2 separate regions of the Homo sapiens genome follow, and region 2 is linked to region 1. Evidence: chromatin contacts called from ENCODE Hi-C data. All regions are on one chromosome and are shown on one strand. Each heading gives the region's core, a stretch centred on a gene start or an enhancer-like site at or near the end of the contact. The rest is flanking DNA. Distances are from core to core; before and after follow the strand shown.

What was found. Hi-C counts contacts between places; a loop is a spot of excess contacts on that map. Pooled maps may share reads with other maps.
Region 2: a loop to region 1 is called in a map with no recorded cell type, with 15 times the contacts of the local background. The contact joins two enhancer-like sites. A Hi-C loop is called at or near these places in 1 of 168 maps with a recorded cell type or tissue (naive thymus-derived CD4-positive, alpha-beta T cell), 4 of 37 single-sample maps with no recorded cell type and 7 of 50 pooled maps.

The regions. Positions count from the first base shown.
Region 1 is chr19:50,347,869-50,350,774 of GRCh38, reverse strand. The region is part of intron 2 of LOC105372437 (a long non-coding RNA gene); the gene reads right to left. Among named protein-coding and RNA genes, the nearest start is that of NAPSA, 16 kb to the left of the region's middle. Within about 2 kb of position 1,499, at least 2 of the 41 ENCODE cell types and tissues checked have a DNase peak (open chromatin) inside an H3K27ac peak, as active enhancers do.
Region 2 is chr19:51,605,821-51,608,951 of GRCh38, reverse strand. No RefSeq gene overlaps it. Among named protein-coding and RNA genes, the nearest start is that of LINC01530, 13 kb to the right of the region's middle. RefSeq lists an enhancer at 1,539-1,898. Within about 2 kb of position 1,776, at least 3 of the 41 ENCODE cell types and tissues checked have a DNase peak (open chromatin) inside an H3K27ac peak, as active enhancers do.

The DNA of each region.
Region 1 (2,906 bases), core at 250-2,749:
TTGTGTCACCCTATCCCCACCTCCAGGTGGCTCAGCTCCCTTTGTTTGGGAGAAAGTAAAAGAAGAGAACAAGAGCCTCTGCCTGGTAATCCAGATAATTCTTCTGGATGTTATCCAAGACCACTAAGGCAGTACCTCTATGAGTCTGCAAGAACCGTAGCAGACCGGGTGTGGTGGCTCACGCCTGTAATCCCAACACTCTGGGAGGCTGAGGTGAATGGATCACTTGAGGCCCAGAGTTTGAGACCAGCCTGGCCAACATGATGAAACCTAGTCTCTGCTAAAATCACAAAGATTAGCCAGGCGTGGTGGCACACAGCTGTAATCCCAGCTGCTTGGGAGGCTGAGGCATGAGAATCGCTTGAACCTGAGAGGCAGAGGTTGCCGTGAGCTGAGATCATGACACTGCACTCCAGCCTGGGTGACAGAGTGAGACTCTGTCTCAAAAAAACAAAACAAACAAAAACCACAGCATTAATAGGCTTGGGAGGCCCCCTGATACAGATATGGCTTAGATCACAATCCTCAAGTCCTTTTGAATACCTGGAAAGCCTTCCCAAGAAGGACAGGTACAAACAAGTCTACATGCTGCCTGCCGACCTCAGAGTTCTGGGAAGGTGGAGCGAATGAGTCGGACTATCAAAAATAGTTTAAGGAAAGTATGTCAAGAGACAAGATTAAAATGGATACAGGCCCTTCCTATGGTATTGTTTAAAACAGGTGCACCCCCTCTAAGAAAACAGGACACTCCCCTTATGAAATATTATATCATAGGCCTCCTCCTATGCCGCGAGGGCTTCTGGGTACTCCCCAAGAGTTGGGTGAAATTGAATTGCAGCGACAGCTACAGGCCTTGGGGAAAATTACCGAGACAATCTCAACTTGGGTAAATGAGGTGCCCGGTCAGCTTATTCTCCCCAGTTCACCCTTTTTCTCCAGGTGACCGCGTGTGGATCAAGGACTGGAACGTAGCTCCCTTAGGGCCATAGTGGAAGGGACCCCAGACCGTTATCCTGACCACTCCCACGGCTGTGAAGGTAGAAGGAATTCCGGCCGGGATTCACCACAGCTGCGGAAAGCCTGCAGCCACTGGAACCTGGGAGGCCAAACCAGGCCTAGACAATCCCTGCAAAGTAACCCTGAGGAGGACGACAAGCCCTGCTCCAGTCACACCCGGAAGCTGACTGGCCTATTCGCGGCCGAAGCATGAGGAAAATCGTCGTGGGACTTACTTTCCTTATAACACGGACTTGTGTGGTAAAAGCTTCCACTGCTTCTTCCCACACAGAGGACTGCTTTCAGTGCATACCTCAGGTCACTGAGGTAGGACAACAAGTTAAGACAATCTTTTTGTTCTATAGTTATTATGAAGGCCTAGGAATTCCAAAAGGAACATGTTTGTATAATAACACTCAGTACAAAGTCTGTGATCCAGGAAGTGACCAGCCCGATGTGTGCTATGACCCCTCTGAACCTCCCATTTCCACAGTTTTTGAAATAAGATTAAGGACTGAACACTGGCAGGGACTCATAAATGATACAAGTAAAGTATTAGCCAGAACAGAAGAAAAAGGGGTGCCCAAATGCATAATCTTAAGATTTGACGCTGTGCTGTCATTAATAGCAATAAGTTAGGAGCAGGATGTGGCTCTTTTAATTAGGAAAAAACTACATGACCGAAAATAAGTACATCTGTCATGAATCAGGATTGTGTGGAAAAGAATGTGGGTACTGGTCTTGTGTCATTTAGGCTACTTGGGAAAAAAAAAATGAAAAAGATCCTGTTTTGCTCCAAAAAGGGAAAGGAAGCCTGTCCTGCATGAGTGGAAGCTGCAACCCTTTAAAATTAGTAATCACAAGCCCCTCAGACCCAAAATAGAAAAAAGGAAAATACTTATCTCTAGGCATTGATGGAAAAAGACTAGACCCTAGGGTAAACATTTTAATAAAAGGAGAGGTTCGAACATGCTCTCCAGAGCCAGTATTTCACACTTTCTATGATGAACAAAATGTGCCAGTGCCTGAAATTCCAGGAAAAACTAGACATTTGTTTTTGCAGTTAGCCGAGCATGTAGCCCAGTCTCTAAAAGTCACTTCGTGTTTTGTTTGTGGAGCAACTGTAACAGGAGATCAGTGGCCATGGGAAGCCCGAGAATGAGTTCCTACAGACCCAGTTCCTGATGAATTCTCGGCCCAAAAGAACCACCCTGACAATTTCTGGGTTCTAAAAGCCTCAATTATTGGACAATGTTGCATAGCTAGAGAAGGAAAAGAATTCACTCATCCTGTAGGACAGGTTAGTTGTCTTGGACAAAAACTGTATAATGGTACCACAAAAACAGTTACATGGTGGAGTTCCAATTACACGGAAAAAAATCCATTCCGTAAATTTCCAAAATTGCAGACTGTTTAGGCCCACCCAGAATTCCACTGGGACTGGACTGCCCCTACTGGGTTATACTGGATATGTGGACATAGAGCTTATGCTAAGCTATCTGATCAGTAGACAGGTAGCTGTGTAATTGGCACTATTAAACCATCTTTCTTCCTGCTGCCCATAAAAACAACAAACTCTTAGGATTCCCTGTCTATGCTTCCCGTGAAAAACGAAGCATAGCCATAGGTAACTGGAAAGATGATGATGGCCCCCTGAAAGAATTATACAATACTATGGGCCCGCCACTTGGGCATAAGATGGCTCATAGGGATATTGGACCCCCATCTACATGCTCAACTGAATCATACAGTTGCAAGCTGTTTTAGAAATTATTACTAATTAAACTGGTCAAGCCTTGACTGTTCTTGCCCGGCAAGAGACTCAGATGAGGAATGCTATCTACCAAAATAGACTAGCTCTCGACTACTTGCTAGCAGCTGAAGGAGGAGTTTGTGGAAAATTTAACCTT
Region 2 (3,131 bases), core at 527-3,026, 1.3 Mb before region 1:
CTCTACAAAAAATAAACAAAAATGAGTTGGGCATGGTGGCAGGTGCCTGTGGTCCCAGCTACTCAGGAGGCTGAGATGGGAGGATCACTTGTGCCCTGGAGGTTGAGACTGCAGTGAGCTGAGATCATGACACTGCAGTCCAGCATGGGTGACAGAGTGAGACTTTGTCTCAAAAAAAAAAAAAAAGAAAAAAAATATACACACACACACACACACACACACACACACATATATATATGCACCAATAATGTGAGACCCCATGAAATCGCGTATACATCCAGTCTCTGTTTCCCACTCTGTCAAATGAGAATTATTAACCAAACCTCTCTTAGGTTGGTTATGAAGATTAAATGAGGCATATATAGAAAAGCACAGCCCTGAGTCTGGAACTTGGGGAGCTTCAGTGAATGTCCATCTCTTTCCTAAACCCTTATCCGAGAGGAGATCCAGGCACGGACTTGCTACTTAAAGCGTGGTCCAAGAGCCAGCAACATCAGCATAATCTGGAACTTCAGAAAAATACCTTGTTCTTCCCTGTCCCTTAGCCAGGCCGGTACTACAATTCAAAAGAATGATCCTTAGCTCAACAAGAGGAGTGAGAGGAAAAGCACAGCGATAAGTCTCTTTCCCTGGCCTCTCCTTCCCAAAAGGGACCCAGCCTTTTCGAAGCCTCTCTGACTTAGGTGCCCCGCTGGCCTACAGCTCAGAACCGTGTGCTTGTAAATTCGTGTCCATGGCAGAGTTGGGAGTTTCCTGAACTCAGAGCACAGTTGTGGTGCAGAACCATGGACAGCGCCAACCCTGGGCTAGTTGTTCCCCAAATCGGGCATGGCGGGTGGAGCGCCCCCTGGGAGCAGAACTCTGTCCTGTCTCAAATGCAGAGGTAAGAAGGTTGGAAAGCAGAGTTGGTTACATTCTGTGCTGCAGGACAGAGGTGCTGGTCAGAGGACATTCAAACTCCTCCTCAGTCTTCTTCTGAAGTCCCCCTCATTTTAGGGAAGAGAAGACTTAACTTCAGAGAGATGGTGCATTTCTCACAGGCCACTGGGATCCTTGCCTCTCTGGGCTGACTCTGCCCTCACTCCTTCCAGGAAACCTTCTATGTGGTAGGCTCCATCTCTTCCTCCCTTCCTTTTCCAGTGAGTTGATAATTTGCTCTTGCTTTGAATCCCTTATTTGTCCTGTCATGGTGTTCTGAAAAACAGAACATGATATGTGATCCTTTTCCATACCTGACTCTGTGCCAAATCCTGAATCAGCTCAAATGAAGGAATGAAGGATCTATTAGAAGGCTGGTTGTGAAGTTATATTTGGAGCTGAGGGGTCACAGAAATAAATTCTAAGTTTTCCTTCATTCTACATGAATAGTAAGTGTTTAGACTAGGAAAAGGATCCTGGGGCCTCAGTGGACCACAGGATGGAGAGAGTTGTCATGAAGGGCAGAACAGGCAAGGCAATGTCAGGGTAAAATGGATGTGCGTTAAGGAGGGAGAGATCTGATAAATACTGTGAAGATGGGAGGCCCATAGGGCTGGAGGAACTGTCAAGAAGTCAAAACTCACACTGAAGGTGTGAGTGAAGGGCTTATCAGAAACCTGAGAATAAGCGAGGAGACATACAAAAATTCAGTGACTTTCTGAACTCAAATTGACACCAGAAAAACCACAAACATCACAGTCGAGTGTGAAGCTGGAGCCAGGGCCTCAGTTCTGAGTCACCGTCTCTGACCATGAAGGGCCCCCCTTGCAGGTGAGTTTCAGTTCCACCTTCTCGTGACTTCTTGTGTGATGGGTGGAGGGGCAGAAGATTCAGTTTCAGGGCTCCTACACTCTTCTGCTCTGAGAGAGATCTCCGAGTTCCAAGTGAACAGAGAAGAGGTGGGGCATGCCCCATTCATTTTCTGAGGAGAGGTAGGAATGGATGCCTGGAGGAGGCAACATCTGAGTGAGGAATGAGATGGCAGGGGGCACTGAACAGGTTATCAGTAGGCCTGGGGTAAAAGGAGGTCAGCTTTCACTTCCCTGGTAGTTGTTTGAGGGAAGAGGACTCCTAACAGAGAGAGGAACTTGGAGCAGCTCAATCCAGGAAAAGTCTCTAGCTGTGCTCTTTCTGTAGCTGCCTTGATCTCCAGGTAGAAGAGACTCATCAGGCGATGTCAGGAGTCCCAGACTCACCCCCCTCCAAACCCAAGATGCTGCTGTTGCCCCTGCTGTGCAGGTGCAGGGACAAGAGGATTGCAGGAAATGTGACTTCACAGAAGGTCCTTCGTCATCATTTTGGGGTACAGCTTGGAGAAATATGCAGGATAGAAGCTGCAGGTCTGAGATTTGAAGATGTGGTACAGGACAAACTGCCTCTGTATTCTCATGCTTTGATCTCTCATCTTGAAATTTTTGTGTTTACTCTAGAAGAGCCTATGTCTTTTGGTTTGTGGAAGAGGTCAACATTTCCATTTCCATGATCCTCCTATTTCCACAAATAGACCAGGTCAAAAGCTGCAGAAGAGACACCAAGAACCGTAGGCTGATTCCACCTCCTTGGGGACCTTCACTGAGCAACAGAGATGCCAAGAAGGAGGGGAGCATGACATTTTTCCCTCATGAGGAGAAGACTTTTAGTGAGATATTGTCACAAATAGAAAACATAACCTCTAAATGTGAAAGGTAGAGTACTACTCTACTTACAGAGAGCTTAGGTGTTCCCGTGTCCCATATCTGAGCACCTCTCATCCTTGAGGGCCAGTTGCGAGTTTGGAGGCCTCAGAGAAGGTAGATTTGCCATTGCCTTCTTCTTTCACATTTTAGACTCTGTTATGTTTGGTACTGGAGGATCCAGGTGAGGATGGCCCCCTTCCAGAACCAATAGCCACGAACTGGATCTGGGTCCATCTGGGGATCCTGGAGTGAGAAAAGTGCAAGGTGCAAGCTCTTCTGATCATCACAACCACAATAAGTGTGTGTGGGGGTGGAGGGAGGTGTGTCTCAGGGTGACCCATTCCCAGTAACAGTTCTTGGGTGTCCTATATCCTCAGCAGGCTCTGACATGGGGAAGTCAGAGCCCCATTGCACCCAGATTCCAGGATACCTAGGATGTGAATGTCAGGTGTCTGGGTCAGCACTTGCAGGGAGAGG